Regions from separate parts of the Mus musculus genome. Here all the other regions are linked to region 1. Evidence: chromatin loops called from intact Hi-C (ENCODE). Cell type or tissue: heart. All regions are shown on one strand.

Region 1 (4,000 bases):
AATCCTCCAGACTATGTTTATCCCAGACTCTCTCTACCTATGTCTTGAGCATTGTCTCTCAGTCAATAGGTTCTATTCACCCTTCTGAGAGATGGCTACAGAGTTATCTTAGGCCAGGTCAATCCTGACTCCCAGGGGCGTTAAGTTTATCCAAGTCATCTTCCTTAGAGTCTTATCTTGAGCCTTGTTTCTGAGTCAACAGAAGCCATCTTTATGGAAGAAGTCATACGTATTTTGTAAAGAATTTCAATGTAAACATGTCTGAAGCTTTGCTGTACAGAAGGGATTGAGTTAATTATCATCAGGAAACTTCCCCTGCCTCTGAAGTTGTTCTGTGCTTAAAACATGGCTAAAATAAACTGCCTGGTGTCAGACTCTAGAAGTGTGAACCAGCACTGCCTAACTAAGTCGTGTTCAGCCAGATTCCCTTCTTGCTCGTGCAGACCACTTCCTTGCCTCTTCTGGTGTTTGTAAAGATCCCCCAGAGAGAGAGATAGCAAAAGGTAAATAGGGAGGAACTTTGTGTTGTGATAGGTAGATGGGCAAAAGAAGACAGCAGTGTGTGTGTGTGAGTGTGTGTGTGTGTGTGTGTGTGTATTAACCAATACTAAGAATGTATGCCAAGTCTCTACTATTTTGAAAGTCTTACTTAAATTGTAATTTTTAAAAAGTTAAGTGGAAATACCACATAGGTGGACTTTACTCTTCCCAGAAGCCAAGGATTACTACCAAGTGTAAGATACCTTCTTATAAATTGTTGGCCACTGAAACCCCAAGGACCCCAAAACATTACAAGCTACTGCCAGTAGCCTTGGTTGCTCATCAGAGCTCAAGAAGACCTTACTGCCCCAGACACTCAAGTGTGAGTTGTGGGAGGTAGAGAAGGCAGGCTGAATGGGAGCTAGAAGCTTCCTCCGTGTTGGCTCGCTTTCATGGTGTTAGAAGGGGCCTTAGAAGCTGCTGGTGGAGAAAAACCAGCAACAATCCTACCCAGCTTCTGATATGCCCACCACTCAATATTACAAAACAATTACCTGGGTAACAAAGACTTTTTGGATTTGAAACCTGAGCCCCAGCAGGAAACCCACGCCTGCACAGTGAACTTGGTTGGGCAGAGCCTCCTGCCGTTGTTCCGTTGTTCGGCAGAAGGATTGAGCATCAAGTTGCTTTCTACATACTTCTCAATGAACCACGTGGATTATGGCCGTTCCCAGCATCCATTATGAAAATGTTTCCTGTGGGTGGAGGTTAACACAGAGACCTATTAAGTGAACGGACAACTGGGACATACTCAGCAATAAAAAGGACATCTGTGTCACCACCTCCAAGCCTCAGAGAGCATCGTGGAAGGGGGGCAGCAAGAATGTAACCAGAGGCTGGGAAGGAATGCTTAGCAAGGGAGTCTTCTGATCACACAGCTACGTTCTTACTGGTTCACTGGATTGTGGACACCTGCACAGGACCCACCTAAGAATCTGACTGTCACCATCTCCCCACATGTGGGGCAAGGCTGCTCAGGCTCTATGAACCCTGGGTGACAGCAGGCCGAATCATTGCTCAGGGGAGGAAGTTACTTTCTTTAGTGGTGTGCTAATGGTCAACTCCCCACCTTCCAGTAAACAACCCGCTACTCATGCCAACAAACATAAACTCACATGGTGTTTAAAAAAAGAAAGAAAGAAAGAAAGATATCAAACTAGGAGTGGATTTGCTCCAAAACAGGACTCAGTGGTGGGATAAGAGTGTAATGACGGATTGAAACTGAACGGTTATAGGTACAAAATTGTCAAAAGATAACAGATGAAACAGTGCACTAAAATTGTCTTTATCTTGGTTACCGGGGATTTTTACTTTCCTTCCTTGTTTTGATGCCCACTTCGAATACCTCGCTTGCCTCACCCTTAGCCTGTGGCTCAACATGCAAATCATCAACAACTCAATGGAGCGCGCCAAGCTGTGTGAGTGCAAGGTGGAGGGGTGATTGTCAGTTCTCATCCACCCACTAACTGACCAGGCTTCGTAGTACTCCTTAGCCGAATGGAGAATACTCCGGAAGACTTCTAGAAAGTCCTATCGAATTTTATAGAAAGCTGTGTCTAAGGGCTTGTGTTTACTGTTTTGGTGAAGTGTGCTTTATAGAAAACAAAGGTATGGTAGGAACAAATTGAGCTGCAGTCTGCAAAGCTAAATTGGGCCAGCAGAGTGCGCCAGAACACAAGGAATGGACGCTACTAAAGCGTTGCTTGCCCTCCCTTCCACCCCCGACCCCCACCCGCCTCCCCCAGGTAACACCGAAAAGCCCCATACAACTTCGGCATCCGTGTAAACCGTGGGAAATCCTGAGTTCCTTTACCCCACTCCTCGCGATATAGCACAACAGTAGCCCGGTTTCAAACCCAAAAAGTGCCTCTCTCACACGTCAAGTTTTTCTCTTCCCTTCCCATGTTTCGGCTTTTTAGGTAGTATTTTCATTTTAACGTACTTACAGCCCTTCTGTGCTTTCGTTTTGCTAGGCCACGCATCCATTTAAGTTTGTTTATGTATCTTTTCTCTGCTGGGAAGTCCTTTAGTGCCTGGTTTCCACTTTTAGTCTCTACTATACTTTTGTAACTTTTTGAAGTTACCTTACTGGATTTTCTTTCTTTCTTTCTTTCTTTCTTTCTTTCTTTCTTTCTTTCTTTCTTTCTTTCTTTCTTTCTTTCTTTCTTTCTTCTCTCTCTCTCTCTCTCTCTCTCTCTCTCTCTCTCTCTCTCTCGATTTATATATTTATTATATATAAGTACACTCACTGTAGCTGTCTTCAGACACACCAGAAGAGGTCATCCAATCTCATCACAGATGGTTGTTAGCCACCATGTGGTTGCTGGGAATTGAACTCAGGATCTCTGGAAGAGCAGTCAATGTTCTTAACCGCTGAGCAATCTCTCCAGCCCATCCTTTCTTCCTTCCTTTCTCTTCTTTTCTTTTCTTTTTTCTTTTCTCTCCTTTCTTTCTTTCTTTCTTTCTTTCTTTCTTTCTCTGTCTTGTGTTTTTTTTTAATTGTCTTAATTTTGCACTAAAACAATCTAGTTATTGTTTTTGTCTTTCGTTTTTAAAAATATTTTGAAACTTTCTGCTTTCTCTTTCCAAAACTTTGCTCTCTTCTTTTTTCCTTGTATTTCATCTGTTTTCTTTACTGTTCCCTTTCCTTCTTCCCTCATTTCATTGAATTCCTATTTCAAAATAAGAATTTGGATTTGTTGTCAGTTATTCATATATAGGTGTGGGTAGGTAGGTTGGTGGGCGTGTGTACAGTAAGTGGAGACCAGAGCATCGCATATCCCTGAAGCTGGGGTTACTGGCAGTTAGGAACCACCTGACACCAGGGGCTGGGAAGGGAACCTGGATCGGTTAGGAGATCGGCCATGCACAGCAGGGGGTTCCCCTTTCTCAGGATTAGAAACAAACCACAAACACCTGTGTTTTCACAGAGAAGTCCTTTATTAAGTGTTGGGGGGTGGGGCGCTGGGAGGGTTAAAGTGGCTGCTTTCTGACTCAGGCAGAAAAGCAGCAACAAAAGACCTGCAGGCGTATCCCAGCAATCAGGAGGCAGAGGCAGTCGGATTTCTGAGTTCAAGGCCAGCCTGGTTTACAAAGTGAGTTCCAGGACAGCCAGGGCTATACAGAGAAACCCTGTCTGGAAACAAACAAACAAACAAACAAACAAACCCCAAACAAACAAAAAAAAACAAGCAAGCAAACAAACAAAAAGAAAACAAAAAGGGCAGGGCTGTGTTAGAATGGGCTACTAATGGAGCGGATGTGGTATATTTTATTGGGCACATTAATTAGGAGAGCCAAAGGGGGCTTTTGACTGTGGACTTCAATTCTTTGATAGCTGGACCTCCAGCCTCAGGAGGAGGAAGTGGCCAAATAAGGAAACAGAACTTGGTGGCTATGACTGTAATCTATCCGTTTTTAGCAAGGCAGAGGGAACAGGGGAGAAGGGCAAGGCCTGCCA
Region 2 (4,000 bases), 240 kb after region 1:
TTTTGAGTGTAGAGATAGTAAATATCTATTATTAGAAGCATCAAAAGCATGCATCAATGAATTGAACCTTCGGCTCTTCCTTAAATATCTACAAATATATTGCTCCTTTCAGTAGGCTGGATAGATAAAACTAGACAGCTGATCCTTTCCATATTTAAACCTATACTTATCCAAAAGCTCACACTTCTCAGCTTTGAGGATAAATACAACTTCTTTCCTGATTTTATAATTCTGTGGAATTCAGTTGGTACTGCCCATGGACTGCTATCTGCATGGACTTAATACAAAGGAGTCAGGAGAACCAGACAGCAGTGTCTCCACTGCAACGTGAATCACTACACAGCATCTCAAAGACTGACAGAGGGAGCTCGTCACGCAGTGCATGCTGGGATTTGGGAAACCGAAGTGAGCTCAGCGCACACCTGTAACCTTAGCACTAAACCATCAGCTCCAGGTCAGCTTGGGATATGTAGCAAGATTCCATCTAAAAGGAAAAGACCTCATCGTTTATGCCTTCAAGTCATTAGACTAAGGCTCACAGTATTTCTACTATTACTTTTGGGAATAAACAATTCAATTTCCAGAGCAAAACCTTAAATCTCATTTGAACAATGCACTCAGTTTAACAGGATGCTTTTGGGGTGACACGGTTATTGATTTTATTTTGTTTTAGAATAGAGTCTCATATCATCCTTAAGCTTGAGATCACCATCCTCAGCCTCCCAGCATGGGGAGGGGTGATGTGCACACGTCTGGCTCCTGTCAGAGTGCTTTGTGAAATATAGCATCATACAATGCAGAAGCAGACAGTTACATTTACTTCATGTGTAAGACCCACAATAAAAACAGTGATCATTTAAGTCATGGTACAAAAACCACATAAAATTAGAGCCTGTTTTTCAGCTATTCTTTGACTATTTTTCAATCTGTAAAAGGCACTACGGGACATTCAATAAGGGCTAGAGACAGAGCTGTCACAGGCTGCAGCTTTGATCTGTGTACCGTGATAATACTGGCGACAAATAAATAACAGTCTAAAGCTGAGGATTTAAGAAGAATCTGAGCCTTTGGTGATGCTGTCGGATCTGTTATGTGGATTTTTTTTTTGACATAATGTGAATAAATGACAGTCACACAACATTAGGGCTTAAGAATCTTAAGTGATCAACTGAAATAATTATGAGGAGCTGGGGAGATAGCTCAGTGGTTAAGAGCACTGGATTAAGATTGGTTAAGAGTGGTTAAGAGGTCATCTCCCAGAGGACCTGGGTTTCATTCCTAGAATCCATGTGATCTTTCACAACCATCTGTAACTCCAGTTCCAGGGGATCCAACTCCCTCTTCTGTCTTTTGTCAGCACTAGGAATGCATCTGCCATTAAAATAATAATAATAAATGTAAATTAAAGAAATGCATACCAATCATTTGGAGGACCTGAGTTCAGTTCTCAGCATACACATGGCAGTTTACAGCTGTCTGTAACTCCAGTTCCAGAAGGATCTGAGACCGTTTCCTGGAGTCCAGGAGACACAGGCGCTCACACGGTATGTTTACATATATGTAGACAAAACACTCAAATACATGAAGTAAAAATAAACAACAGTGACTCATTTGTCTGGACTTTGTAAAATTACTTGTTTCCAATTGTAATTAAATTAAGCTAAGCACATTCTCTAGAAGGGTTCCAGGTTGCCAACGACTTGATGACCAGATTATATGCTAACTAAAAGTAGCCTGAAGAACGAACAGCCTTTTCTGTTCACGGAACAGAGCTGCCAAATTCTTTCTGCCAGCTGGGTTCCCCCTAGTGGCCCACACAAGTTACTTAGCCAGCAGATCAAAGCAACTCATCTTACAAGGTGATGCAGAAGGTAACAGGTAAAGTTAGTTCCCTTAACTCAATGAAAAAAAGCTTCTCCAAAAATAAATAAACAAATAAATAAATAAATAAATAATAAAATAAATAATAAAATAAAATAAAAGAAATGGAAAGCAAGGAAGGAAGGAAGGAAAAAAGAAAAGGAAAGGAAAGGGAAGGGAAGGGGAGGGGAGGGGAAGGGAGGAGAGGGGAGGAGAGGAGAGGAAAAAGGAAAAAGAAGGAAAAAGGAAAAAGGAAAAAGGAAAAGGAAAGGAAAGGAAAAGAAAGAAAAGAAAAGAGAAAAGGAACTCTATAAAATAAGTAGACCCTTTTAAAATTTTGCCATGGGATTTTTATTATATTTATCATATTATTCTTATCTCTCTTGTCCCTTCCCCTCACATTAATCTCTTTTCTCAACTTGTTTCTTTTTCTTTTTTTAAAAATAATATCTCTTATTATATGGTTTCATATATGTGTAACCATGTATACTTATCATCATCTCTCTCCCCCCTCATGTTCTCCCCCTTTTTGACTTTGTAACCACTGTGTCCTCCAATCAGTGCTGTCTGCTGGAATGTTCATTGACCATGTTCCCCCATCTTGTGTGGGCAACTATAGCTGCAGTGAAGGCAATGGCCGTGTCACACACAGAAGACACCATTCCATAGCGTGTCTCCCCATCCCCTGGCTCTTACATTCTTTTCTTTCCCACTTCCATGATGGTTCCTGAGCCTTGAGGAGTGGCGGTTGACACAGACATCCCATTTATAGGTGGGTATTCAACAGTCATTTATTCTTTGTATTGTTTCCCACTGTCTTCATCGGGATGTCAATACTTCTTTTGATGCTGCTGGAAAGTGTTGTTATTTCCCCCAGGAGACTGGAGATGCTGTAGAGAGATAGCTGGTCCCAGAGCACGCCCTGAAGGAGGGAGCGCAACCATCTGTGTTCTGTGGGAAACCTGAGAGCAACAACGCAGGTTGTTCCAATTTTGTGGGAAAATATGGAGGACAAATAGGCCTTGAGTGCTCAGACCATGTGTCTTTAAATAACAGAGAGGTAGGTAAACTTTTCTCTGGCTTTTGGTATATTCAGAGTATACAACTGTGAAGCTATTATTTTTATACTTAAGACAGTGTGTCACTGCTTTAGATCCCCTAACATTCTCGCTTCCATTACTCAGGTGCTAGAACGTGAGTGGGCACCATCATGAAACCTATTTTGTAACAGCAGCTTGCTCCTGTCCTCTGCTTAGCTGTCTCTGGGAGTTGGTTTGGATACAAACCGAGTTTCTTAAGAGTGATACTGCAGGGAGGCTCTATCCTTATAAAACAAAAATCAGGAAAGCTGTCCTACAAGACAAGGCAGGAGGAAAATCAACAACACAACCATATGTATACATATGTATAGAGGATCTAGGTCCAGCCAATTTGTGCTCTTTGGTTGGTGGTTCAATCTCTGTGAGCTCCCATGGGCCCAGGTTAGTTCGCTCTATAGGTCTTCTTACGTTGTCCTTAACCCCTCCGACTCCTCAGTCTTTCCCTGGACTCTTCCACAAGACTCCCTGAGCCCTACCTAATGTTTGGCTCTGGATCTCTGCATCTATTTCCATCTGCAGCTAAATGAAGCCTCTCAGATGGCAGCTGTGCTAGCTAGGCTCCTGTCTGCAAGCATAGCACAGTATCATCAGTAGTGTCAGGGCTTGGCTTTCTTCCACACAGTGGGTCTCACGTTGGATCAGTTACTTATTGGCTATTCCTGAAGAAAATTGGGAGTAGTTCTACCTCAAGACCCAGCTATACCACCCCTGGGCATATACCCAAAAGATGCTCTACCATCCCATAAGGACACTCGCTCAACTATGTTCATAGGAGTTTTATTCATAATAGTCAGAAACTGGATACAACCCAGATGTCCCTTAACCAAAGAATGGACAAAGAAAATGTGATACATTTACACAGTGGAATACTACTCAGCTATTAAAAACAAGGATATCATAAAAATTTCAGGCAAATGGATGGGACTAGAAAATATTATGAGTGGGTGTAACCCAGACCCAGAAAGGCATGCATGGTATGAACTCACTTTTAAGTGGATATTAGTCATGAAGTACAGGATAACCATGCTACAATCCAAAGA
Region 3 (4,000 bases), 510 kb after region 1:
TTCGACTAAAGAGCTCTCCACCATCGAGACTGAAAGGAAAAAAAAAAAAAAAAAAAGGTACAGTGAAAGATCTGTCAACCAGCATGTCACCCCACCCCCACGCATTCCACTGCCCCCAAAGGAAGCCAGATGCTGATATCCCAAGCTTCAAGATCCATAGTGGGCTGTCTGCAGAGGCAGAGGCACCTCATCATGGCATGGGGATAGGATGGTCAGAACCCTGCAGGCTACTTACCACTCCATGACAATCAGCAGGCACTTCCTCCCGGCATACAGGTTCTCATAGACATCCACGATGTGCACAATGTGTGGGCACTGGGAGGCCCTCCAGTGCAGCTCCACCTCTCTGCGCGCCTTCGGACAGTCCTGGAGCATCTGCAAGGCCAACACCTCCTGAGTGACACAGGGCTACGAGAAACAGCTGGCCCCACCAACACTACAAATGTTTTCTTTCTTTTTCTTTCTCTCTCTCTCTCTCTCTCTCTCTCTCTCTCTCTCTCTCTCTCTCTCCTTTCTCTCTCCCCCCCCCAAGGTCACTCTCACAGCATCTTCCCCAACCTCTCCCCTTCCAGGACCCTAAGATGACTCTAATCACTCAACACAACACTTCAGCTTGACTCTCCAGAGCCTGAACAGGAAGCTGAGACAACTCTCATTCCATCAGCTAAGAGCATGAAGTCTACAGAAGGAGAGGCAGCAGTTAAGTATTGGAGGACAGTGTCCCACGGAGTCAGAACAAAAGGAACCACTTCAAGGACAAGAAAGGGAGCGACTCCAGAATCCTCAGGGACAGAAACTTCAAACCTATAGCAGACTCAGCCCGGTGGTCTCTGGAGTCAGCCCGATGCTGATTGGGACCCTGCTGCTTGCCAGAGTTGCAGCCTTGAGCCACACTCATGTCCCTTCTTGCTCCTGGGACTGGGTGTCCAGGAGCATGAAGTCAAGCTGGACCCTCATCAGCCTTAAAAGGCCGGATTCTGGTCAGTCTAAGCCAGCTACTTGTTTCCGCCCTTTAGCTACTGACTAGCTTAAGAACAAGCCTAATGTCCAAATGGCCCAGAAGAACTTTGATGGCAATTTACTGAGAGACAATCACAGAAAGAGCACAGGACCAACACTGTCTCCAGCACCTGGCAGCTAGGAGCATGCTGTCACCATGGTCCCAGTAAAGGGTCTGGCCACAGAGCAGTGAGAAGCCAGTGAGAGACAGCAGCTCCCAGGATCCCTGGGACATCACCAAGCAGCCTGTTTCCTGCCAGGCACAACCAGGAGACAAGGCAAGAAAGTGGGGATTCAGGGCCGACTGTGGCTCCTCAATGAAACCAGGGAGTGTGACCCTGCTTCCAAAGCAAAACAAATAAATAAATGGAAAATGTTCCTGATTGTTTAAACTCTTTTAGGAGAATTCCATTGTTAGAACCAAAGGCATCCTAACAGACCTCTGCTTTGTACAGTGGAGTAGCCACTTTTGCTCACAGCTATGCTATGAGGGTTAAACTGTGCTCAGTAGGAACAGCTATCATTTTTACTAGAATGCCTGCTCAATGCAGGGCACAGAAGCCAAAATCTGTAAGACAAAGACCTGAACAGATCTACCCATACATCACACTCTCCAACAGCTCTGGACATTCTGCAGTCTGAGCTGGCAGGGAAACAGGCCAGAGAGCAGACGGACAAGCAGGCAGCAGGCAGGCGCGGGGGGCCTTCGATAAGGTGGAGACTGGGCACTGACTAGAATGAGGCCAATGTGGACAAGCAGGGAGACCAAGAAGAGAGCTGAGGTCTGGGAAGTGGGGTCAGACAGCCAGAGACAAGCTCGGAATCCCCACCAATAACACTAATGTGCTTTCAGGCTATAGTCACGTTGACCCATTTCAGAGAGTAGCCTGCCCAAGGCTAAACTCCTAGGATGACAGCCACAGCCTGCATCAGGCCTGACAGACAAATTCCAAGTCTTTCCACCCTATCACTCAGAGTCTAAGAAACTGTCAGAGGCTGAAACTTCTCAAAGTGGCTTCAAAGAGGCAACTTCTCAAGCAGAAACCCACAAAGAAGACAGCTATCTCCCATGTGCTTTGTGTCACACTGCCACCTTGTGGTCAAATGAGAGCATGGCACAAGCTTGTATGGGGTTGGGGTGGGGGGTGGGGGTCACGGGGTGTGCATTTTTATTTTCCCATGTTGTAGGAGGAACAGAAAGAGACACTGGCCAATTCCATGTGCACATAATCAAGTAGTGACTGAACTTCTACTGTAGACCACGCATGGCACTGAACATCAAAACCAAAACAGACTGACAATCGGAAATGCCAGGCTAGTGCAGCAGGACAGATACCCACCGGAGGCAGGCACTGGAAAGATTCATAATTCAAGTCTCTCTTCCATTCTCCACCACAGTACAGAACAAAAGTAAAAAGAATCCCATGGGGGAACCCACACCCTCACTCTGCCTCCACATCCGAGGGCAGGAGATAGATATCAGAGATGAACACCCTGGGGAGCTGTTGGGCCCCACGTTCAGGCCACGATGCCAAAGTAGACAAAATCGTAAAGACAACAGACAGTGCAGGCAAGCGTTCTGAGGAAAGTTGATCCGTAGACTGCACACTGGGTTTGGGATCCAAGAACACAGCTGTCTTAGGATCACTGCTATCCACAGCCGGGGTTCGTCCATGGCACTGGGAGGGTCAGGTTCCACCTCACAGACAGGAGTGTTAGGGCCAGCATACTCAACAGTTCCAGCTGAAGTGGGGTCATCCTTCCTGGCAAATACATGTCCAGTAGTGCCACACCCATACTCCCAGCACTTGTGGCCCGGCAGGAGGAGTTCTCTGCCAGCCTGGGCAATATAGCAAGTCCAAGGCCAGCCTGGACTATAGAGAGACCAGCTTATAAACGCAACAAAAACAAAGAAGCTCTACATAAGGTTCTCTTCTCTTAAGCTAAAACCAACACTTTCCATACTGATGCCTTCTCTCCACAGGTGAAATAAAGTTTGATTTCTTTAATCAAATCCCTCCTCTCTCTTCCTTCACCTAGTAGTAAATGTATTTTCAAGCTCTCTCCTCCAGGGAAAATTTCTGGAGTGTGGCAACTGCCTTACTATCTAAACTGTGTCCCCCCTGCACCTCCACAGTGGGACAGGTGGGTGCATGCACTTGCTGCAGGCAGGCCTCTCTCCTCCAGGTGAAGTCAACTGGATAAAGACTAGGAAAATCTCAATCCTTAGAGAAAACTAAAATTTTACAGGAAAACAAGTAACTGAGATGAACTTCATTAGGTTTTATCCTCTAGAAACTTGGCTAGGTTGGGCAGATTAGGGATAACTATGAGAAGCCTTGATTTTTACAATACGTATAGAGGTTTTAGTGGGGTTTTGTTTGAGATAGGGCCTCCTGTATACCCAGTGTTATCAGACCTTCACTGGTTATGAATACTAATTGAAGCTATGGAAGGCCTTCATAGCAGGCAGGCGGGCGGGTTAACATCAAAGAGCGGGGCCATGAGGTGCCACAGACACTTGTAGACAAGTGTAGCATACAGAACACTGGAGAGAAAAAGCAAGAATGCACGGATCTCAAGTACATGGCTAAGTAAAGACAGACAAGAGAGGTGGCCTGAGCCATCCAGGCAGAGAGGTGACAGGAAGCTGCTAGCACACCCCAGCTGAGGAAGAGCTGGGCAGCCAGGAGGGTCACATGGGAAAGGTCTCATTCCCACAGTGCAGAGAGGACACTGGAGAACAAAGGGCTCAGGACCTTCGCTCTGGGGGATGGACTTTCCTACAAAGAAAAAAACCACAGCATTGAGAGAAGGTGTACCTGGAAGGAACTGAAATCCATGATACCCATGCTAAGCCTCGAACCAATTCTGTGCCTTGACTCAGCCCTATATGGTGTCTCTGAAATGCTCTTGCAGAAAAGGTCGAAAGATGTGTGTTCCAAACTAAGGTACACAGGCCAAGGAGGCCTGAAAGGCATGCAGGGTTCAGGATCAGGTC
Region 4 (4,000 bases), 710 kb after region 1:
GCCTATGTTCTAGCCCCAAGCCTGCTACCTATTAGCTCTGTGGCATTAAGGAGAGACCAGTACTTTGAGCCTGGGTCCTCTCATCTGAAAAAGGAGATGGTAGCACTGGCTGTGTGAACACTGGGGAACTGAAAAAGCACATTTGTAGAAGTCACCCAGCATTTCGACCGGCCACCGTTTCTATACTTCTCACTAGGTCCTCTCTTACTGAGCAGAGCCCATGTTTTGCAGTCTGGAAGGGCTGGGCCAGCCTAGCCCAAGGTCCTCTGTAGTATGGAAACCCTGGGCCAGCCCAGGCTCCTTGAGTTCAGAGAGAGGAAGGGCTAGGCTGCTTACCTCATCCGCTTGCCGTGTGTGACCAGCGACACCTGATACGTCTGCACACACTCCTCCTGGAACACCTGCAGCAGCCTCTTGGCTAGATGACTGAAATTTACCCTGGAAGGACAGAGACCCCATGGACCGGGGTGAGCAGCCAGAGCCACCTGCATGCAGACTTAGCCCATCCACCACCCCTCTGCCCCAAGCAGGGGCAGATCTCAGGGAAGAGAGGATGACCATACACTTGGGTCCTAAAGCCCAGAGGCCAGAAAAAGCCACGTGTACCAATAAGGAGACAGGGGAGGCCAATACAATGGTTAATGAACACATCCACTCTCAACTTGATCCCTGGGAGAAAATAAGGACACGGAGCCCTGGAGAGCACAGGTGTGTGCACATGTGTGTCTGTGTATGCATGTAGGAGTTAGAGGTGCTATAGCTCTGGGAGGGAAAAAAAATCTCCAAATAGCCACCAGACCAGGGAGACCTCATGGAAGATGTGGGTGTCCAAGAAACAGTATCTATGAGATGCTAGGCAGGCCCATGGTCAAAAGGTCAAAAGCAGGGAGGGGGAAGGAACCAATCAGTGAGAATAATTAGAGAGAAAAATCCTATAAACTTGTTCATGCTGGGAATAAAGCCAGTTACTTCAAGGCTGATTGTGAGAAACCTCTGACTCAGCTGTGACCCTATATAACAAGGCTCGGATAGTTACGACCTTCACCCAGCCATGGCCAAGGGTAAGTGCTTCACTATTTCCCACCTAGAATAAAGATTCACTCCATCCCGATGAGCTCCTCCCTCCTGCCCACCTGCCTGATGGGAAGGGGACCACTCACTTATCCAGCTTGTGGATCTGCTCCTCATTGTAGCTGAGCCCTGAAGGAAACAGATGGGGATGGCGTCACCACTCAACTAGTCCGGGAACCAAGTTAAAAAGATGAAGAACAGCCTAGGGTGGGGACCATTTTATGGGATCTCAGGCCTAGGGGAGCCCGCGGGGATGAGGAAATGGAACATCAAGTAACTATGACAACACTGCTGTTGTGGACAAAAGACTGAATATAATTTTGGTAAAAAGGAGCTGAGGAGAAATGCTTTGGGGCTCCAGAGCGAGGCGAATCTTGCTGGGTGGGCGGGTGTGTGTACGGGAGATGTTGCAGGTGGGAACGCTGGGTGAGATGTTAGCGTAGCTTCGGCCCTGCATCCTCCACCCTCCCCAGCTGGCAGCTGGTTGGCTCCATCCCTGGAGTCTCTCACAGGTAGGCCACCACCTTCTAACTGTCCCTCTTTGCCCAGCAGCTTTTTTCAGAAGGAACAGCTTTGGGTAGAAGTGCCCGTGCCTAGATCGAGGCTACTGCCGACGACCTTAAAGCTCTTGCAACGAGGAGAGACTGCCCCCTGCTGGGCTTTGAGGAAATTGGTTTCCCAAGTTGCAGTAGCTCCAAGGTTAAGAGCAGCGGGTCTCAGCCCCTTTGGGGATGACTGCCCTTTCACGGGGGTTGCCTAAGACCGTTGGAAAACACAGATATTCACATAAAGTTACACCCGTGGAGTGGTAACAAGAATAATCGTATGGTCTGGGGTCACTGCAACCTGGGAGGCTGTATTAAAGGGTCGTAGCGTTAGGAAGGTTGAGAGCCACGGATTAAGAGGATTCTGGTTTGCGCTTCCACTTTCCCATCCCACCACCCCAGGAGTGGGGTCCTCTTCCTGGGCCTGCACTAGCGAAGGCCGAGGAACCTGAACACACTCCAGCTCTACCTCCTAGCACCAGGCAGCTGTGAACAAGCGAGTTGGCTCGGGTAACCGTCGTGTGCACACATGGATGCCTATCCGGATCACAGGGGAGTGCCCTGGAGCCTGCGGAGCAGCCTTCCAGAATGGCAGCGTGCAACACTCCTGGCACCTGGGGCTGTCCACATTCTAATAAAATACTCTGTGAGAGCAGTACATATAGACACTCTTGAGGCTATGAAATGGGATGGTTAAAAGAAGCTGGACGCAGAATGATTGCACTAACTAGCTGTTCTGTGCCTGTTTCCTAAACTATAAAATGAGGAAAATTGTGACACAGAGAGGATTATTGTTGATGATCATTTTTGAGACAGGGTCTCTCTACATAGCCCTGGCTGGCCTTGAACTCACTATGTAGACCAGGCTGGCCTCAAAATCACAGATATCCACCTGTCTTTGCCTCTTGAAAGCTGGGATCAAAGGTGTGTGCCACCACACTCGGCAGTGCATAGAGTTTTATGAGCACTAAATAATTCAAAGACTTATGGAGTCCTATTTAGGTTGGTGCCTAACATCAAGGCGAGGCTTTAAAGCTTAGGTGGCGAGAATATGGTGTTCCAGACGTGGAGGTAAACTGAACTTCCTCACACTCCTAAGCCACAGCAGTGGCCAGCTGGGCACAACACCTTGGCTGAGTCCCACATCCTGCCGCTTCCAAGGACAGGGGGATGTGCCTTTCCCATGCCCTCTGAGGCCAGGATCCCAGGGAAGGCCCCAAAGGAAAGAGATGACATGTTCTGAAGATCTCCATGTCCTCATTAATGACCACAGGACACTGGTGACCATGGTGACTGAAGACCTGGATTTTTAATTTAATGTACTCAATTAATGTAGAATTGAAAACTGAAGCAAGTAAAATTTTTCCACTAAATAGAGCTTTTTAATTGTGTTAAGGCATATCACATTTACTGAACATTTATCTTCTAGACAGAGATATAAAGTATATAAACTACACATGGGATTTTGAAAATTTAGCATGAAAAGGAGCATAAAATATCTCTTTAGTGGTTTTGTTTATATTAAGTATATGCTGAAATGACATTAGGATGTATTGAATTGAATAAAATTTATTAAATTACTTTTGCCCATTTTTTTCTTTTTAATTTGGCTGTGAGAAAGCTTAAATTGCACATATGGCTAGATATTATATTTCTCCTGACAGTGCTTTATAGATTATCCTGGGGCCAGAAGAACCTTAGGCAATGAGGCAGATATGGAAATGTTTGGAGCATAGGGTGGAACAGGACGTGAGCTCTAATATGTCAGCTCGCTAGCTAACTGGGGCTTTTATTCCCAGGCTTCTCCAACTTTGTCCCCACCCCTTCCCACATTCAATCCTTACCCTGACTACTCCACCCTCATCCAACTCAGACAAGCTGGTTTCCTTCCTAAGCCTATGAAGGGTTGCCCTTGCCCAGAAGGTCTTTGTGGACATTAGCAATAACATAAGAAATCTCCTAGTCCAGGAACTCTAATGGGGATTCCTTCTGATCCTCATTCCCAGATGAACTGGCTCTTTTGGTGGTCTACAGACATACTAGAGGGGCTGGGAAGATGGCTCAGTAAGTGCAGTGTTACTGCAATGTGTGGACACTAGAGCTCACCCATGGAATGTTGGGCAGGTGTTGTGGCCACCCATGAGCCCAGTGCTAGAGAGGTAAAGACAGGAGATCCCCAAAACAAGCTGGCTAGCTACATTAGTCAGAATGGTGAACTCTGGGTTCAAGTATGAAGACTCTGCCTCAAGATATAAAGTGCAGAGCAATTGAAGAAGAAGCCAAGCATCAGTCTGTGGCCTCCACAACATGTAAACACACATGCATTCATGCACACACAAAACACACACACACACACACACACGTGCACACACACATGTACACAC
Region 5 (4,000 bases), 430 kb after region 1:
TCTCTGGTGAAAAATCTGGTGTAATTCTGATAAGCTTGCCTTTATATGTTACTTAACCTTTTTCCCTTACTGCTTTTAGTATTCTATCTTTATTTAATGCATTTGTTGTTCTGATTATTATGTGTCAGGAGGAATTTCTTTTCTGGTCCAGTCTATTTGGAGTTCTGTAGGCTTCTTATATGTTCATGGGCATCTCTTCCTTTAGATTTGGGAAGTTTTCTTCTATTATTTTGTTGAAGATATTAGCCGGCCCTTTGAGTTGAAAATCGTCATTCTCATCTACTCCTATTATGTGTAGTTTTGGTCTTCTCATTGTGTCCTTGATTTCCTGGATGTTTTGAGTTAGGATCTTTTTGCATTTTGCATTTTCTTTGATTGTTGTGCTGATGTTCTCTATGGAATCTTCTGCACCTGAGATTCTCTCTTCCATCTCTTGTATTCTGTTGCTGATGCTCACATCTATGGTTCCAGATTTCTTTCCTAGGGTTTCTATCTCCAGTGTTGCCTCACTTTGGGTTTTCTTTATTGTGTCTACTTCCATTTTTAGGTCTTGGATGGTTTTATTCAATTCCATCACCTGTTTGGTTGTGTTTTCCTGCAAGTCTTTAAGGGATTTTTGTGCTTCATCTTTAATGTCTTCTACCTGTTTAACAGTGTTCTCCTGTATTTCTTTAAGTGAGTTATTTAAGTCCTTCTTGATGTCCTCTACCATCATCATGAGATATGCTTTTAAATCTGGGTCTAGCTTTCGGGTATGTTGGGGTGCCATGGAGTGGGCGGAACCAAGATGGCTCCCGGGCCAGGCGGACACCTGTCCTCTGGCTGGGAAGGTGGCCGGATGTCTGGAGCCGAAAATGGCGCTGCCTCAGAAGCTCTGTGGCTCTTGCCTGTCCCAGAAGCTGTTAGCTTCTGTAGTCCACACTCTCACCTGTGCAGACTACTTTCTTCGGAGTCCTGGAACCAAGATGCCAATCTTTTTCATTCATCTGTGTACATGATAAATTCATCCCAACAAGATCCTAATGTTTCAAAGCAATGGGACTTGGCAAGTTCCTATTGTTTGTGGTTAGTCTCGTTCCCTTGAGAGCTAAGGTATAGCACTGAGTATCTGCGATGTGGGGTTGCCATCATCCCTGTGGAAATAAGAGAGCCCAGATCACTAAAGGTGTGTGTCCCTATCATTCCTGGCTTAGAGCTGGCACAGCACTCTTCCAAGATGCAAGCATACCTTCAGCAACGCTCTTCTCAATGTGTTAGTGAAGAAAATCCACCCTGATCTTCCTTCCACCCTACCCCACACATCATTCCCCAGGCTTGCTCTTCACTGGAGTATAAGCTGTTGTCTCCTGAGCCCATTCTGGCTTCTGCTTCCCAAGCCTCAGAGGATACTGCAATCTGACCTGAATTATGAAGCCAGTGGCAACTGAAAAAGGTTGGGATAGGGCTAGGGAAAAATCCACTCTGCAGAAGGCAGCTGCCCAGGTAAAGCTGCTGTAAGAGGCATGTGACATTCATTGTTGGTTCTGTGCCTGCTACAGCTGCGTCCACCAGTTCCTGTCATCTGCAGTGTAGCTGAACAACAGTCCCTTAGTAGAAATATATTTTGTTACCACCCTCAGCCCACCAACATCCCCATGTAACCCCCAACTATGACAGTTCCTGTTTGAAGTCCATTTCATCTGAGGCACAAGGACTGCTATGGTGCCATCTAGTGGCTATGGGGCCTCATTTTCTCATGGTACTTGGGGAGTGTGTGCTGGGTAGATATATATGGTTGTATAGAGAGCTAGGTTATCATGACTATTATCTCATACAGTTACTTTGTGTAACAAATAGCTAAAATCTACTTAAACAAAATGCCTATTTAGTAACACCTGAGCTCATGTTGAACATCAGCTCTCTAGGCTTGGTCTTCCTACATATCTGCTACTTTATAACCTTTGACTCCACTTCCTACCAACCCGTTCTCTATCTCTGTGTATTTTATCCTTGGTATCATATATATAACTGAGAGACCCTGCAAAACCTTTTCTTTATCCACTTTTAAAAGTTTAGCATTCCCTTCTACAGGTCCATTAATTCTGTAGCAAATTAACAGTGTTCCCTTTTTCCCAAGGCACTCAATATTCTATTATATGCACACACATATATGTCTACAAATATGTGTGTATAAATTTTGTTTATACATTCTTTGACCAATGTACTGTCTCCACATTTTAGCTATTGTGACTAGTACTGTAATAAATACAAGGGTCAGGTGACTTTGCAACATGTATTTTACCACCTTTTGTATAAACCTTCTCTGGTGATTCTCCTAAAACTGGATGGACAATCAGTGCAGACTTTCTCAAAGACTAGATGAAGGAGAAGACCATAATTTAAAGTCTGCCCTAGTTGCAGGCTGGACAGAGGATATTGTATTCAGTTAGCCAACAGAATCTGCCTCTAAGGATAAAGCGAGGAGATGCCTCAAGGCCAAGAGAGTGTAGGCCCACAACCTCAGAACCACCCAGACTCACCATTGTTCCAGATCACAAAAACTTGCACCTATGAGATCACACATAGCATTGGGGGATCATGAGTTATCCTTCCTTTCATGTGAAAGCACAGTCTCAAGGTACCAAACAAGCCCCTGTAGTGGCTTCCTGTGTCACAGAGTGAACTGATCTGGGGGGTGGGGGAGGAGGGTGGGAGGTGGGTTCCATGCCTCAGTTACCAGTGTATGTTGTGAGCTCCATTCTTTACCACACGTGAAGAAAAGGGGTGCTGTAAAAATGACGATTCGTTAGCTTATTGGAACTCCTCTTTATTGTTGCTGGCTATTGAGCAGGGATAGCACAGGAAGAGATGAAGAATACTCCTGAGACCACATCTGTGTCTTCTATGCCCACAGTCACTCCCATGACTTCTACGTGCAGTCACCTACCCCATGTTTCAAAAAGCTACAATGAGAACATTTGCCTGCAGCTGAGACATTGAGTGTCTTTCATTAAGTCTGTAAAAGGAACCCACAAAAGACATTACTAGGAAACTTTTAGAGAAAAAGTGCAGATGTTAATGACTACAGTTAACTTTCAAACACATCCTAATGATGTAGATGGGCCAGAAATCCAGGACCTACATGAACAGGCACACACACCTTTAAAAAATTACCAGTAAGCGCCGACATGAGGAGGTTGGAGAGATGGGTCATTGGTTAAGAATGGACTGCTCCTGCAAAAGACCCAAGTTCAATTTCAGCACCAGCATTGGATGGGTCACAACTGCCTGTAACTCCAGCTCAAGGTTTCTATGTTCCTTTTTGGATTCCTCACGCACAAATATACTTGTTCACATATATGTACATATGTGCGCATACCCACACACATACAGTCACATAACACACATGATTAAATAGAAAGCTCCAGATGAGATGAATGGCCGAGTGAGGATTCTTCAACATTCAAGGGCATGATAAGCACAATAAAAGAGCCAGTTAATGTGGGGGATAATATCTGCAAAAAGGAAAAAGTCAATGGCAGAAGCACAGGGCACTTGAACACCAAAAGAATTCATAAAACACTCATAATGTTCAGTGGTACTCCAAAAATATTTTTAAGAATGGCATACAATGCCCCAACCAACTGACATATCAAACTAACTCGATATCTCAGATCTTCAGTCTATGGCCTGTAGGGTATACATGTTGAGAAATGTATCAAACTCTATCCATATATTTTAAAGTTTGTGTAAATTTTCAGTTTCTCCTGGAGGGATCTAACCTCTTGCGCGCGCTCGACTGGCCAGGAAGAACGACGCTGCAACAGGATCCTTCTGCACACGTTTATTGGAAGAGCTTGATTATAGAGGCAAAAAGACCCTGAGCCCAGAACTGGTGCTGCTTACATAGGCCTAGGAGAGACGTGTCTCACATCTGATTGGTTAACTTGTCTTGGCAAAAGAACCTTCACTGCCTATGTATGTGTGGTGGCCAGCAGTAGCCAACTGCCACTCTGCAACG
Region 6 (4,000 bases), 330 kb after region 1:
CCAGAAGGACAATTTGCTGTAAGAATGGGTCACCTTTCTCACCCTCAGACTTTAGTCCCTCAGGGGGTTATGTGCCACTGGGGGGGGGGGTCATTCCTGGCATCTCATTTCTCTTTGGAGTAGGCATTGTAGTTGTGTCTAGGTCCTTACAGGCTCGGGTTTAATTATGAGGCTGAGGCTAAGGACATGGGGTGGGCACAGAGTAAGCCTGAATGAGAATGAAGGATCTGGGCATAAATCAGAAGAAAACTCTGTAGGGCTGAGGCTGGGCTGGTGACAGGGCATGGCTAGATCTGGGGGTTAATTTGGGGGTGGTCTGGGGTCGGCAATAGGTTTGGAGAGAAGTGTGAGGGGGAGGTATGGATGAAGTAGAGACACATCTGAGAATGGGGCTTCTTCTGCATTAGTTTCTTCTCTTCGCAGTGTCTGGGGCCCTGAGAGTCCTCCCAGAAGTACAGCTGAATGTAGAGTGGGGTGGATCCATTATCATCGAATGCCCACTCCCTCAACTACACGTAAGGATGTATCTGTGTCGGCAGATGGCCAAACCTGGGATATGCTCCACTGTGGTGTCCAACACCTTTGTCAAGAAGGAATATGAAAGGCGAGTCACCCTGACGCCATGCTTGGATAAGAAGCTATTCCTAGTGGAGATGACACAGCTGACGGAAAATGACGATGGAATCTATGCCTGTGGTGTGGGCATGAAGACAGACAAAGGCAAGACCCAGAAAATCACCCTGAATGTCCATAATGGTAGGTGTTTAGAAAACTGAGACCAGCATCTAACTGTAACCATCCCATACTATTGCCATATTAGCCATCCCAGTATTAACACAGAACAACACAGCTTAACTTCACAGTTGACCGACACCACAGCCTAGAACCTTCTAGCCACAGGAGATGAAAGGAGTAAGATAGATGTTGTATGTTGCCCATTCTACCCAGGGCATGAATGGAGAGGTAGACCTTAGACAGAGGAGGTTTTGAGGATGAGGAAACCATCAGAGGAACCATGCATGTCCTATGTAATTATTATGTGTGTGATTATTATGTCTTGGGTGGATAAGACTAAGAAACAATGATCGAGCCAAATGTGTTACTATACGGTGGGGTCCTACATTTCTTCTTAACTCTGACTTTTCCATGACATCCTAACATGTGCATGACTGCTTCAGCAATGTATAACCCCCAACAGTCCAATGGCTTTATAGGGAGCGCTGGATATGCTGGTGGGAAAGGCCAGCATTCAGGGAGACTCTATACCCGTTCCTTTCTTGTTGTTTCTGTGGACTATTCTCATCTCCTCATGGCCTTGGCTGAGTCAGCTCTTACTGGACCCTCCAGTCTTATCTCTTCCCTGATGATCACCAACGAATCCCTCTTGCCTCCAATAGAATACCCAGAACCATTCTGGGAAGATGAATGGACCTCTGAGCGGCCAAGATGGTTGCACAGATTTCTGCAGCACCAGATGCCCTGGCTCCACGGGAGTGAACATCCCAGCTCTTCTGGAGTCATAGCCAAAGGTGAGCTCATCAAGTCAAGAGCGCGAGAAGAGGGAGACTTGTTTTGTTCAATTCATAAGGCAGTTAGCAAAGCTGAAGGGACTTTCCCATGCTTTTTCCTTGGGAAGGACCTTCATCTGACAGCTAAGAGGCCAGGCCCTAGTTGGAGGAGTCACATACCACCACTAGGTGGCATACAAGTAACAAAGTGCCCAATTCACAAACCCCAGGTCCTATTTGAATGACTAGAAACCAAGACTGGGCAGACGTTTGCCAACTGGAGGTCAGTATGTTTCCTGCTACCTGCAGGGGTGTCTTCTACCTGCTGGTAATTAGTGGTTTTAACAACTCTATTTAGCAATTAAAAGATGATTATCTACTAACATTCCCATGCATCTTAACATATACTGGTGAGTTAGGTACGTTAATTGAACATTGCTGCACTAGGAGGCCTTGCTGGGGTCAAAAGAAACAGTGTAACTGGGCAGATCATAGATCCATGAGTGTGACTGACTGGGATGAAATTGGGAAGAATATATGAGCACAGAAGAGCAAGGTACTCCCCATGTCCAGAAGACAGTAAGCCTGTGAGGTCAGGGAAGGCATCCTGGAGAAAATATTTAAAGTATGTATGCATGCATGCATGAAAGTTTTTTGTGTAGTTAGAGCACTATAAAGGCATTTGTGGCCACAAGGACTACAAAAACAGGTGGTGTGTATGGGCAAAAGGGGAGAAGTGATTGTGGGTGGAAGAGGAGACCCACTTCTCCTGGAGACTGGAGAGCACAGCATATCTCCCACTGATGTAAGCTTTCCCTTCCCTCTTGAAGTTACCACGCCAACTCCAAAGACTGAGGCCCCTCCGGTTCACCAGCCCTCCAGCATCACTTCAGTAACCCAACATCCCAGAGTTTACAGAGCATTTTCTGTGTCAGCTACCAAGTCCCCAGCGCTCCTGCCAGCAACCACAGCCTCAAAGACTTCCACTCAGCAAGCAATCAGGCCCCTAGAGGCCAGCTACAGCCACCACACCAGACTTCATGAGCAAAGGTAAGAAGGGCTTCTATGTTTAGTGCCTGTGTACTAAGAGCCCTGAAGTCATCCTATATCCTTCTCAGCTTTGTCTCCAGAAACCCTCTGAGAAATGCTCTGCTTTTGAGTGTTCTGTATAAATGCATTAGTCTTATCATCAAAGAATATGCTTTGTTGTTGTGGGTCTCCCTGCCCTTGTGGACATCAGCCAATTCTGTCCACAAGGGCAGTGGAAGCAGAGGCATCGAGATGGGAGGGGATTTGGAAGCCCTGTGAGTACATACAGTGACTAGCCACACTGGAACCAGCTATCAGGAGGCAGATCAACTTTATTTAGGGTGATTCAAGGCTTATAAAGTTTTGAGGGACTGAAAGTAGAAAAATCCAAAATAGGCAAAGGTCATTGGCTGGGGGCTTACCTGGATACCTCACTAGCATGGGGAAGCATTTTAGGAATCTCAGGTTCTGGCTGAACGAGATTTATCGGGAGAAAGAAAATTGATTCTGCAATCTCATTGAGGCTTCGTGACATTCCTCAGGTAGAAACGTGTGGGTTTAGAATTCCCCAGGTAAGGTCAGTGGGGTTTCTCCTTGAAACCCCACTAATGAAGGGAGTCTCTTATATTACACCAGGCCCAGAGGCTATCCAGTCATGATGGACTTTGACCTTAGTTAGCAGAGTTTTCCCACATGTAGTATTCTTTGCAACTCCCTAGTTCTGATCTTATAGAAAGACTCAGGTCTTTCTATCATACAGATTCATTCAGGCCTGTTGTAATGTATAACTAAATGAGAAAAAGGGTTTAATTAATTTAAAGTAATTAAAAGTATTTACTAATCAATTAGCATTAAAATTACTCTTACTTTTTTTTTCTTTCCTTCTTAATGCTGCTAACACTTTGTGACAAATGTTACTATTGCTTAGCTTGGTTCTAAATATCGGACCTCAATGAACCACTAGGGGGCAGCATTAAAGCAAATGTGTGTGAAACCCCACAAGCAATTTGCCTGAGCAAATACAAAAGAGAAAAAAGGCTATCATTTGGATCCTGTGAGGGAACTGGGGCAATAAAATCTATGTGGCTTCAATGAAACTAGGACTCTTAGTTTCCATCTCAGAAATCCACGTAATAAATGTTTCTTTCATGTCAACTGTGATAAAGACACACAATGTCCAAGTGTGGTTAATACAGGTCTGCCTATGCCAAGGTTTCTAACTGTGGGAATAGAAGCCATATCAGACCCTGCGATGGACTGGCTGTCTTCAATTCTTCCCACCCCCTATGATTTTGGTCAGAACAGTTTTGTGAAAGTCCAAAGTCCATTTCTGATACCCATTTATAACAAAATAAGACTCAGGGAAATTAAAACTCGCTCAAGAGCACAAAACCAGTAAAATGAGGAACTTAAATTTGAACCAAAGACTCCTGACCCCATAAACAAATCTCTTTGGGGATGAT
Region 7 (4,000 bases), 230 kb after region 1:
TCATCTGACTACTTGTTAATGGACTTATTTGATCTCTGGGTGATTGGTTTTCTGAGTTATTGTGCATTAATGGATATTAATCTGTTTGATGAATCTCTGGGAAAGATTTTTTCCTATTCTGTTGTCTGCATCACTCCCCACTCCCCTGAATATTATGCTTGTTTTGGGGGTGCTGCTCTTTGTCTTCTTTCTTTCTCTGGTTTTGTTTTGTCTTTGTGGTGTCGGGCACTGAAGCCTCCATCTGCTCTGCAAATGTGCAGTCACTGAGCCATACCCTCTGTCCTCTTTTCTTTCTTATTTTGATATGGGTCAAACTGGCCTCAAATCCTCCTGTCTCAGCTTCTCAAGTAGTTGAGCGTTCAGGACTGCACTATTCAAGCCCAGCTATATTTATTTTCAAGTACAAATTTTACTAGTACATCAGCAACAAAAGAATCACTCCTTAGAAGTGTACAACACAATGATTTTTTTTTTTGGTATATTTAAAAAGTTTTTTTCAAGGATCATTCAATTCCAGAATATTTTCACTGCACAAACAGAAACAGTTATGCAATGCTATTACTGTCACTCCCATTGCCGCTCAGACTGTCTCGGATAGCCACTGTTTGCCCTCTGTGCCTGAGAGTATGCCGCTGTCCATTCATGTAAGTGGATCTGACAAAACATGTCTGGCTTCTTTGACTTCACCTGTTTTTTGACGTCTGTCTACACCAAACCCGTGTCTGTGCTTCCTTCCTGTGGCTGAACACCATTCAGTGTGTGAGAATGCACTTCTATTTATCCATTTTCGCCTACCACACAATTGAGTTGTTTCTGCTTTTGAGTGATTACAAACAATGCTGCTGTGAATACTTATGGAGAATTTCTTACATAGTTGAAAGCTTTACTGCTGTTGGTCTTACTGGGTCATATGGAGAATCTACATTTGGCTTTCTGTCAACCTGCTAGACTGGTTTCCAAAGTAACTGAACCATGTCACACTCTCAAACAGAAACCCAAGAGAACTCCCAGGGTATTTTTAGATCCATTCATTTTGATGTCTATGACTGCTGGCATCCATTTTGTATATATACTGCATTTTATAAAACACATTCTATATTTGATAGACATCGATGGGTTAGTTTCAATCTTTCTCTGTTATACACAATGTTTCTACATTCTTCTATAGGTTCAGAGTATAGCCAGTGCTCTTACCTGCAAGGTCTACATCTCCATATTCAACTAACTATATATTGAAAATAAATTTATTTATTTACTTGAAAATTATACACACACAAAATCTATCTATCTAATCTATCCATATATAATATATTGTGTATGTAATGTATATATAATATGATATAAATACATGCTACATATTGTGTGTAGATAGATAAATAGATAAACAGATATAATGTATATATTGTCTGTATGTATATACATACATAATATGTAGACTACGTATGTACATACATCCATACATACATACTCTATATATTATTGTGCAGATAAATAGATTAGATAAACAGACAGACAGATCAAATTCACCCCCAACTTTCTCCCCTCCAAATCTTTGCCTATCCTAAACACCAATAGTCTCTCCCAATTTTATAGCTTTTGTGCTTTGTTTTGAAATCACAGAATCCAGAGTGCTGCCTATAAATGAACAGGTCTAGAGCCATCTACTGGAGAATGGGTAGCCCTCAGGTACTGCACCACAAATAAAAACTGACCCTCCCACTCCCATCAGCAATCACTTTCCAACAGCTCCTCAGCTAGGGGTCAGGCTTTAGGACCCTCTCCCTCAGCCACCTTGGAATTTCAGTGGCTTGATATTATCTAAGTTTTTGATGTCTTTCCTCCCCTTGTCACACGCACAGCACCCTCTGGCAAGATGAAAGCCACCCAGGAAAGATGAAGTTTCTAGGTTGGTACCAGCATGATTTTTCCATGTTCTATAACTCAAGTCTGTGGCGACCTCAGCAAGAGGGTCATACTATCAAGTTCTGGAGGGTAGTTAAGGGTAACAACAATAACCTGAAATGTTTGGGGGCACTATAGTACTTGAATAGCCCATGGAGAGGCGCTGTTCCTTTTAACACCAACCTGTTAGGGTAATTCCATTTAAATTCCTACTATATATGTATATATTTTATTTCTATATAAATAAATGTACTTATATACAGTATATAATATATAAAACATATTTATATACTATATAAAACTATATTATACTATATATGTATATATTCTTAAATATACATACAAGTATATGTAATTAAGAAGCTTCTACAGTAATAGGTTTCCATATTACTTTTTAAAAGGTGGTTAATGTTAGTTATTCTTCCCTATACACCTTCCCCCTACTCTGCCTTCTGATTACCCATTGCATTTAACCCTTCCTGCTCCATTATCTCCCCCATTGAACTACCAGAATATCTTCCCCTCCCTTCAAAACCCACTCATGGTCCCTTACTAGTTTCCTACAGTTTAAACATACACCGAGAGTCAAGCAAGCATCTGCATAGGACAGAGAACAGTGGAGTTTGTCTTTCTGGGTCTAGTTTCCTGCATGTAATGCTGATTATTTCCAGTGCTATCCCTTTAGCTGAAAATGTCATCATTTCATTTTTCTTTTGAATTTCATTTTCTTAACAACTTAATAATATCCCATTGTGTAAACACCGTGTTTTTTGTTATCTATTCATAAGTTAATGAATTTCCAGACTGTTTCCATTTCTTGGATATTGTGAATCAAGGAGCAAAGACCATGGATGAGACAGTATTTCTGTTGTAGGAAACAGAGCCTGTTGCAGATAGCCCTGGGGCTAATTATATTTGATGTTAATTCTATTCTCCTGTGAGGGCTGCGAACAAGGAATGAGTCAACACTCAGGTGATTTCCTGTAAACCTGCTTCCCACCTAAATTTGTAAAATAAAAGAGAGCTGATGATTGGGCAGATAAAGGGAACATGGAGTGGAAGGTTGGGAGAGAGAAGGAGAAAATGGGAGAGAGAGAGGACGCAGAGGAGGAGGAAGAAGAAAAGTGGAGCAGAAGCACATGGCTTGGAGAAACTGCAAGTTCTAAGGGTATGGGGAAGATGGTAGTGTAGTTGTAGATCTGCCCAATCTAGGCGCACAGCATGTATTCATATTAATTGAGTTGTTTTCATTGCCTGGGCTTATTTGGGTTGGAGATTTACCACAACAGAGCTCATTGGGCATATTCCCAATATTGGCATAGTTATCATGTAAATCATCTATCTCTAGTTTTTCAGGAACATGCACACTGATTTCCATAGTGGCTGCCCCTCGTTGCACTCTCAGCAACAGTGAATCAGTGTTCCCCTTCTCCACTCCCAACAAAGCAAGTGTTCTCATTTATTTATTTGATCTTAGCCATTCTGACTGGGGTTAGAGGAAATCTCCAAACACTTTTAATTTGCATTCTCCTGATGGCTAAGTTTATTGAACTTTAAAACTGTTTCCTTTACGTGTACATCTATTAGCGGTATTGTTGTGGTAAATCTCCAACCCAAACAAGCCCCAGAAATGAAAACACAACACAATTAATATGAATGCACGCTGTGAGCTTAGATTGGGCTGATCTACCGCTTGCTACACTACCATCTTCCCCATCTATGAGATCCCTTAGAACTAGTGGTTTCTCCAGGCCATGTGCTTCTGCTCTGCTTTTCTTCTTCTTCCTTCTCCTCTATGTCCTCTCCCCTTCCCTTTTCTCCTTCCTCCCTCCCCCAACCTTCTGTTCCACCTTCGCTTTATCTGCCCAATCATCAGCTCTCCTTTATTTTACAAATTAAGGTGGGAAGCAGGTTTATAGGAAATCACCTGAGTGTTGCCACTTTCCTTGTTCGCAGCCCCTCACAGGGGAATGTTATTAACATCAAATATAATTAGCCCCAGGGCTATGCACTACACAGTATGAATACCTAGTGCCAGTGAGGTCAGATGAGGGTGTTGGATCCTCTGGAACTGGAATTACAAATATTTGTGAGCCAC

The links. Hi-C counts contacts between places; a loop is a spot of excess contacts. Peaks named below come from ENCODE experiments on the same cell type or tissue, not always from the same donor. Only the 100,000 strongest peaks of a DNase experiment are listed, where the experiment ranks them.
Region 2: a loop joins it to region 1, with 8 times the contacts of the local background. A loop is called at or near these places in 19 of 42 quality-filtered maps.
Region 3: a loop joins it to region 1, with 3 times the contacts of the local background. A loop is called at or near these places in 19 of 42 quality-filtered maps.
Region 4: it touches region 1 in a loop (7-fold over the local background); 4 of 42 quality-filtered maps call a loop at or near these places.
Region 5: a loop joins it to region 1, with 23 times the contacts of the local background. A loop is called at or near these places in 10 of 42 quality-filtered maps.
Region 6: it touches region 1 in a loop (4-fold over the local background); 6 of 42 quality-filtered maps call a loop at or near these places.
Region 7: a loop joins it to region 1, with 4 times the contacts of the local background. A loop is called at or near these places in 18 of 42 quality-filtered maps.

Annotation. Positions count from the first base shown.
Region 1 is chr1:130,545,955-130,549,954 of GRCm38, forward strand. All of the region lies in intron 2 of Gm16083 (a long non-coding RNA gene), which reads left to right. It also overlaps a transcript of Zp3r not described here. Among named protein-coding and RNA genes, the nearest start is that of Gm16083, 33 kb to the left of the region's middle. In heart, a CTCF peak has its summit at 2,186 (motif pointing right); a DNase peak (open chromatin) is centred at 2,237; H3K4me3 peaks cover 542 bases; H3K27ac peaks cover 505 bases.
Region 2 is chr1:130,782,515-130,786,514 of GRCm38, forward strand. It overlaps Gm28856 (predicted gene 28856), which reads left to right. Exons shown (of 4, transcript NR_151623.1): 4 at 1-1,919. It also overlaps a transcript of Fcamr not described here. Among named protein-coding and RNA genes, the nearest start is that of Fcamr, 16 kb to the right of the region's middle. In heart, a CTCF peak has its summit at 1,809 (motif pointing left); no DNase peak of the experiment used is centred here; H3K27me3 peaks cover 440 bases.
Region 3 is chr1:131,058,388-131,062,387 of GRCm38, forward strand. Mapkapk2 (MAP kinase-activated protein kinase 2) reads right to left here. Exons shown (of 10, transcript NM_008551.2): 2 at 236-375; 3 at 1-29. Among named protein-coding and RNA genes, the nearest start is that of Mapkapk2, 37 kb to the right of the region's middle. In heart, CTCF peaks have their summits at 2,088 (motif pointing left) and 2,310; DNase peaks (open chromatin) are centred at 1,224, 2,104, 2,624 and 3,680; H3K27ac peaks cover 2,204 bases.
Region 4 is chr1:131,258,846-131,262,845 of GRCm38, forward strand. It overlaps Ikbke (inhibitor of kappaB kinase epsilon), which reads right to left. Exons shown (of 22, transcript NM_019777.3): 17 at 1,161-1,200; 18 at 337-438. All of the region lies in intron 1 of Gm28913 (a long non-coding RNA gene), which reads left to right. Among named protein-coding and RNA genes, the nearest start is that of Gm51644, 15 kb to the right of the region's middle. In heart, a CTCF peak has its summit at 1,729 (motif pointing left); a DNase peak (open chromatin) is centred at 1,731; H3K27me3 peaks cover 2,053 bases.
Region 5 is chr1:130,977,955-130,981,954 of GRCm38, forward strand. No RefSeq gene overlaps it. Among named protein-coding and RNA genes, the nearest start is that of Gm41952, 16 kb to the left of the region's middle. In heart, a CTCF peak has its summit at 1,716 (motif pointing left); no DNase peak of the experiment used is centred here.
Region 6 is chr1:130,873,625-130,877,624 of GRCm38, forward strand. It overlaps Fcmr (Fc fragment of IgM receptor), which reads left to right. Exons shown (of 8, transcript NM_026976.3): 2 at 424-756; 3 at 1,398-1,529; 4 at 2,339-2,558. Among named protein-coding and RNA genes, the nearest start is that of Fcmr, 9.8 kb to the left of the region's middle. In heart, CTCF peaks have their summits at 1,686 (motif pointing right) and 3,493 (motif pointing right); no DNase peak of the experiment used is centred here; H3K27me3 peaks cover 398 bases.
Region 7 is chr1:130,775,179-130,779,178 of GRCm38, forward strand. All of the region lies in intron 2 of Gm28856 (predicted gene 28856), which reads left to right. Among named protein-coding and RNA genes, the nearest start is that of Gm28856, 11 kb to the left of the region's middle. In heart, a CTCF peak has its summit at 1,665 (motif pointing left); no DNase peak of the experiment used is centred here.